2 separate regions of the Mus musculus genome follow, and region 2 is linked to region 1. The links are chromatin contacts, found by POLR2A ChIA-PET in ENCODE. All regions are on one chromosome and are shown on one strand. Each heading gives the region's core, a stretch centred on a gene start or an enhancer-like site at or near the end of the contact. The rest is flanking DNA. Distances are from core to core; before and after follow the strand shown. Region 1 holds the start of Fancf (Fanconi anemia, complementation group F). Region 2 holds the start of Svip (small VCP/p97-interacting protein).

Evidence for each region. ChIA-PET counts read pairs that join two places held with the same protein, here RNA polymerase II (POLR2A).
Region 2: POLR2A ChIA-PET joins it to region 1 with 31 read pairs in embryonic stem cell. The contact joins the promoter of Svip here to the promoter of Fancf in region 1. POLR2A ChIA-PET finds 5 or more read pairs at or near these places in 5 of 5 experiments (Patski and embryonic stem cell).

Annotation. Positions count from the first base shown.
Region 1 is chr7:51,860,499-51,864,163 of GRCm38, reverse strand. Fancf (Fanconi anemia, complementation group F) reads left to right here and starts at 1,897. Exons shown (of 1, transcript NM_001115087.1): 1 at 1,897-3,587. The coding sequence starts at 1,910. The coding sequence ends at 2,941. It also overlaps a transcript of Gas2 not described here.
Region 2 is chr7:52,004,066-52,007,730 of GRCm38, reverse strand. Svip (small VCP/p97-interacting protein) reads left to right here and starts at 1,713. Exons shown (of 4, transcript NM_001160345.1): 1 at 1,713-1,993. The coding sequence starts at 1,940.

The sequences.
Region 1 (3,665 bases), core at 648-3,147:
AAAGCCAATGGAGGACATCTTACTGAAAACACCACAGAGTACATATTGAAAGTCAGCAACAAAAACCTACCCCAGTATGTCACATATATGGCTTCCATCTTCTCTAGAGTCCTGAGGGAAGCTCTTGGTGAAAGTATCTTATGTTAGTTGTTTATGTTGCTCATTCCTGTGTTTGAATGAAATGCTATTTTAATAAAAGTTTGCTAACACTGGGCTTCCATTTTCTGTTCTTATTTACTACATATTGGGGATTTGCAGAGTGTGACCAGCAGGTGGAAGGTTGATCCTGGCATTCTCAGCATACAGTATTCACATATTACACTGACATTTTAACTTGTGTGATTCCTCTCACGTGATTTTCCACTATCCTCTGATGGTGCAAGTATTTGTGCAGCCTAAATCAAAGATCAGTCCATATAGCCTTTCAGTGCTCTCCTATCCATTTCCAATTGGTCTTTAAAATCACCATACCTGGCACTTTAAAATTACACAAAATCTGATTTGAATTACACTTACATGGGTTGGGAATCCTCCCAATGTCTGCCTCAAGTGCATAGGTTTCTTGAAATTAAAGTGTTTATCATCTTTCAGCCTCTACATAGATTGTTCCAAATTAAATGGAAAACTGGTTCGAAATCCAAAGTGCATTCTTCTGATGGGAAACTGTCGGAGGGATGCATAGCTACTTAATAAAAGATGGCTACTGTGAAACAAATAATTACTCACTGTGGTACTGAGATTTAACATAATATTGGTTTTGAAAAGGTGAGCACTGGTGAAGTTTCTCTGAACTGTCCCAGCCACTTGGAAATGAAGCTGTTTTGGACTTCTTTCTCACCCTGGATTAGATCTGGTTTTCACTCTGGTGGCTTAAGACTTATTAACGGTTCCCATGGCCTTGAAGCATTTCCAGGTGTATTCTTTGGGCATTCAGTTGAAAGGAAGGTTTAATGGGGCTTTCCCTAACATCTAAGATCTAGTGACTCTTATTTTTGTCTACCGCATTATGAAGTTGAAGTCTCTCTAAGGAACATTAGTGTTTCCTGTGGGACAGGGAAGCTTTAACTACATTTATCTCAACTGCGCCAGTCCTGTCCTTCACTGGCTATCACATCACGTGACTTAGTATTTAGTAAGTGGATGAACCAGTGACCTCTGTAATTCCTAATAGCTACCACCTGAAACTTTAAAACCCATCACACAGACTAAAATAAAATCACAAGGCCAAACACTATAGTCTGGGCTAATGGCTAAAAACTAAACAAAACTGGCTTAACTATATGTTCTGATAAGAATGCCCAGAACTATTCAGAGTCTAGCATAAATGTGTAGATTAATTTTGAGCTTAAACTTTCATTTATTGCATGGCTAGTAAGCCTCAGGATAGTGCTGCCAGTCACTAGGTTAGTCGAGGCAGGACTGCAAACTGAAAGGCTGCTTGCACAATTCAGTGATAGGTTTCCTCAGAATCAGTAAACAATATAAATAAGGAAAAAGGAAAAAAGCCCGGGAACTCACAGCACAGCGTGTGAGGGTCCTGGTTCCACAAGTACCAGGGAAACGGGCCATTTAAGAGCTTTGAGTTCGCAAGCAGATCACATCCGCACTGCTAATAATGATGAACATGGGTCCCCTTTCGGGGAAGCGCCTAAATGTCTACCACTGGCATTTTTAAAACAAAAGAGCACATAAAATCCTAGCGCTCAAACTCGCACTCACGCGTCCTCTCCCAGACCCAGAGTAAAAGCTTGGGACTTTGCCCTAGTTCATTTTCAGCGCCAATGTGCCCCGGAAACCATGGTGCGAGACTGACACGGCCGTCGTCCAATGGCACAGCACGCTGAGGCGGGCGCTCACGCTCATGTCCAATCGGCTCGCGCCTCGGGATGTCAGGGCGGAAGCGGCCGCCATGGAGCCGCTTGTGCAGCAAACCGAGCGATTCTCCGAGCTGTTGGCCGTGTCGTGTGGGTCGCTGGTGAGCACGTGGGACGCCGAAAAGGTGCGCAGGGCGCTGCAGTGGGCGCGTTATCTGCTCCACGTGTACCGACGCTTCGCGGGCCGCGGCCGCGTGCGGGAGGCGCTCGAGAGGCGGCTCCCCGCGCGGGGAGGGCCGCTCGGGCTGCGCAGCTTCGCGGCGCTGGAGTCCGGGGACGCGCGGCTCGCCCTCCGCCTGCTGCGGAACCGCGCGCTCGCGCCCGCCGCCGCCCGCGCGCTGCCGAGCTTGCTGTTCCCGGGCCCCGCCGCGGACCACCGAGACGACGTGCCGCAGTCGCGCCTGGTCCTCCTGGCGCGCCGCGGAAGCGCGCTGCGCCTGCTGTGCCGCCTCGGCGGGGACGCGCCCAGGAGCGCGCTGCTGCGCACGCACGCGGAGCTGCTGGACGCGCGCCTGCACGAGCTGGGCGGGGCCGACTCCGCGGCCGCGCGCAAACTCCTGGACACGTTGTGGACGCGCGGGCCGCGGGAGCACGTGCTCGACGTGACTGCCGAAGCGCTGCTGCTACGCGAGGAAGACCCGGAGCCAGCCCAGGCCACGGACCCTGCGGGTGCGGATGAGACACAGAAACTACTGCGCTGGCTTCTCGAAAGTCCCGAGGTATTGGCCGCTTTTTGCCGCCATCTGCCAGCCAAGCGCCTGGCCTCCGTGGCGGGCTGCCACCACGCACTGTCTCGCGCCTACCTGGACCTGCTCACAACGTGGGCCACGCGGCTGCACTATGATCTGCAAAAGGGTGCCTGGGTCCCTACACAGATGGAGGACATGCCCTGGGAAGAGCTGTGCCTAAGGCTGCAGAGCTTGTGCCATGCCCAGCCATTTCTGCAGGAAGAGGTGCTGGTGACCCTAAGGTCCCGCAAAGCCTTGGATGGAGATTTCGAGGTTCCTGGGATGAGCATCTGGACAGACCTCCTGGTGGTGCTTGAGTGTGGGATCGTGCTAGAGTAGATTCTCAGTTCCCAGGCTGGGCATCTGGACAGACCCTGTCCCATAGAGGGAATAACAAGCATACTTCTCACCAAAGCCTCTATGCACAGCATCCTGCTACTTCTTGACTATGCAGTTTACAAATTGTCAGTGTTCTCCCCAATTCCCTATATACATGCTCCCAAAACCTAATTATTCAGGGGCCAATTTTAAATGGTTCATAATATAAATATATATAATATGCACAATATCTATAAATTTATATATTATATAATATGTATTATATAGAGATTGTTTTTGTTCTGGTAATGGACCCAGGACCCTGCCTATGTTAGTGTTCACCACTGAGCTACATCATTAATCGTGAAAGAATTCTTAAAGCCATCGAATTTTCAGCTTGTTTCGTATAAAGCTAATTTGTAAGAATACTAAAACTAGATTCACCCTAAAAAGAAAAGGCAGCTTTACGTTTTCCAAGAAGGGTACTTTTGTATGATTTACTTGGTTCCTAACACTCTTCAGTAGTACAAAGTTTTATTCAACCAGCAACATGTGGTAGCATCATGTTAACTTCAAAGCTGACTGGGCTAGAGTTAGAGCCCTAAACTTGCTTTCTTTTACCTGTTTACCAACCTATGTGTGCATTAAAATTGCATTGCTCAGAAAATTTTGTTCTTTGTACAAGTCACTACTCTGAAATTCAAAATAACAGCAAATAGTTTAAAGCATTTCTTGAGTACCCACT
Region 2 (3,665 bases), core at 464-2,963, 140 kb before region 1:
AGGGAGGAACAATTATACATCTTGAAGTTACTATGTTAGTTTGCTTTCTATTGCTATAATAAAACTGACTAAAACCAACATGGGAAAGAAAGGGTTTATATCATATTATAGCTTATGGTTTATCATCGAAGGAAGCCAAGGCTTGAAACAGAAGCCAAGGAGGAACACTTTTTGCCTCCTGGCTGAGATGGTGCTACCACCCACAGTGGGCTGGGCCTTCCTATATCAATGACCAAGAAAATGTCTCCCAACCAAGATTAGCCTTCCCTAATCACATGACCTATTGAAAAAGAGCTAGAAGATCTTTTTCAGGTGCCCTAGGGTCACCTGCATCTGCTGCCAGGAACTTGTGAGAATTTAAACACCCAGGCTTCTACAGAAATGGGGAACTCGAGAAGTCTATTTCTGAGTGTTTTATTTCAAAGATAAGGACACACTGGTCCTTGATAAGGTTCTGGGTTATAAAAGTGCTAAGAGGCCAGGAGAAGAACATCTTAAAAGGCAGAGGAATATTTAAAATTGAAAGATTTCTAATGTAAAAACTTTAAGAATAGGGAGGCAATCAGAAAGAAATCGGAGTTTGGTCAAGCTAAAGGAAAAAAGAAATCAGTAATCTTACACCTAAGATGACTTTCTGTTAATTGTGTTTTGTAATTATCAAAACATGACACTAACAAATGTGAAATTTCTTGAAAATGAAAAAAACTCAAAATTCCGAGTGGATAATTGGGGGTAAATTTTCACACGTTTATAAGAAATAGAAATATAGAAATATGAAATACATATGTACTATTTTGAAGCACAGCAACTTCAAATAATAGTTTCTGTGTGCTTATCAAAAGGAAATGGAAGGATTTGTCCACTTGAATGTAGTATGAGTGAGTGGCCATCCACGAAGTGACAAGAGATATAGAACCGGAGAGAAAGAAGGAAGAGGAAGGAAAGAGAAAACAATAGTCTTACTGTCATTAAAATCTGAGCCGCACTTCACTCAAGTTTTTCTGGGTGCACTTTTTCGTTGTCCCTAAGCGGAAAACGTGGATAGCAAGGAGCTACCTCTGAGACGGGATTATGTGGCAGTTTTCCCATCCTGCCATCTCAGAGACACAGTACTGACCTCACTAAAATACCAACAAGGTAGCAGACAGCACCCTTGAAATGCTGGTTTCTGAGTGTCAAGGGCCAGAATTCCTTCTTTCCCTAGCGCGGATTCAACAGGTGCCTACCCATGCCCAGTACGCTTGCGCAGAGCTCCTAGAATGGCCAGGGCTCCGCACAGCCGCAGAAAGTGCTTAATCAGCGGGGCAATGAGAGTGGAATTTTGAGTCTTGATGGGAGTGGGAGGGTGGGGTTGTGTGTGAAAACGGGGTGGGAGTGGGGCGTTTCATTTGGAGGAGCTGGCTGACAGCTAAAGGGTGGATCAGGTGTAGCACTACTGAAGGGGCGGGGCTTGCCGCAGATGGGTGGGGCGTTGCCATAGGGAGGCTTCAAGGTTCAAGAGAGAAACCCCTTGGTTGGGTTGCTGTTAAACCCTATTGGGTGGGATTTGTGGAGGAGGCGGGACTTGATGTTGGACCGGATGAAAGAGGATTGCCGCCGGGTCGGGCGAAGCAGGTTCGCCCTGGGGGCGGGGCTTGCCGCAGGCCTGGAGGGACAAGGCTTGTTGCTAGGGCGGGTAGGGTGGGGTCTGCCAAGGGCAGGACAGGGGTGGGGCTTGAAATTGGGCGGAGCTTGTGGTGGTGTTCGCGGGGGAGGGGGGGCGAGGAGGAGGGGGAGGGGCGCTTGCGCCTCAGATGGGGTGGGTCTTACTGCGGGGCAGGTCCTGGCGCGGGGCGGAGCTTTGCAGCAGGTCAGGTGGGGGCGGGGTTTGCTCCTGGGCGGGGCCTGCTGCAGCCCCCAGCGAGGATTCGGGTTCCCGGCCCTGGGTGCCTGCGTCCCCATGGGGCTGTGCTTCCCTTGTCCCGCGGAGTCCGCACCACCATCCCCGAGCCCGGTGAGTAGACGGCCTCCCCGTGCAAGTCTTGCACGCGGCGGCCGTTGCAGTGCAGTCGGAGGGAAGGTGCACCTGCTGGGCCTCCTGACCCTCCCCTAAGGACCCTCCTCGGATGGCATAGGTTGGAGCTGCTGTTTTCAGTGGCTGCTCCAGACATGTGTCTCTTCTCTTGTCTGTACCAGCTGTACCTAGAAGGTCCGGGACGCGCCGCTCCTCTCGCCATTTAGAGGATAATTAACCCGCGCCTTCCCTTTGCTCAGTTTTAACAGCCGGTTTGAAGCCCAGGTTTAAATCCCACATAAACAAGCAATACGTTTACGTGTAGATTCCTAGTAGTGCTGTGTTTGGGATAATTTTATGTGAAGACAGGCATTTTATTTTTTTTGATATTCGAATCCAAGCAGGCCTTATGCAGTAAGAGTATACTTACTTTAATATCCTTTACCCGTACTTGATAATATGACAATCTAACTTGGTCTCAACATCGGTTCTCAGGGTAGCCAAAGATTAGTTGAAGAAATGAGAGATTTAGGGAAGTATATTAATAATATCTTAGCCACTAGGTTATAGACACTAAAGTGACTGTTTAGTAGATGTGAGGAAGTTCAACTTGCCTTTATGACTGCTATTGTTTTAAAATGCTATTAATTTTGTTTAGCTCATGAGAAAAAATATTATTCTGCTAGCATTTGTTAAGGCATCTCTCCTCCCATTCTCTGCCCTTAGCCATAGGGCCCACCGGTGTATTTCACTTAACACCTACAATTTCTCTGACCACCTAAATAAACATGCTCTAGAAACCTCCCTCCTATTCCTTATCTACCATGGTTATTATATCTCTTCCTGGGTAATTACTCCCATCAGATGCATGTTTGTGTATTTGCTTACATTTGTTTCCACACACTAATCAAAACTCAAGCTTTGTATGCATGGATGTCTGCATTTCGTTGCTGTGTTCTTAGAAAAATTGGCAGCAATCATTGTGATGGACGAATGTGTGCACTTGGCGGAGAAGGAATGGCTAAAACTACATCCCAAGAGAATGCTATTCATTGTCTCAGTGTATTTAAAGACTTTACACATGAGAAGTAAAGGGCATAGAAAAATACCATGTGTCCCAGAGATGGGACAAGAGCCTCTGACTTTCTCTTCCCCATGGTTCATAGGGAGATCGGTCCATTGGTTCTAAATGTCTTCCCCAAAGTCCAGCCTTCCTCATCCTACTTTTTAACAAACTTTAAATTATGTTTCCATCCTTATAGTTTAAACACAATTTAAAAAAAAAGTGTCCCCACTGTAAATCTATTTTATAAGAAGTAAGTATTGTGTGGGCCAACTTATATTTGTTGTCACGTGTGCTAATTTGGCTTACTGGTGTAGAGAATGACATTGAGAAAGTCAAATATTTAATAAATATTGCAATTTTGATAGAATTCAGGGTTAGCTTGTTTTATCTTTTGTTGGGGTGAGGATATACTTCTTACCATATTGTTCAGGCTAGCCCTGTGGACTCCAGCAATCCTACTTTCTGCCCCTCACCTAACTAGCATCTAGGACTATAGTTCCAGCCCCATCTTAGTGGGTTCCTACAGTGACTTTCTTTGTGAGGTCTTTTGCACCCATACTAAAATTTTGCAAACTGTTTCAACCCGTAAAGTATTCTTTATTTGTG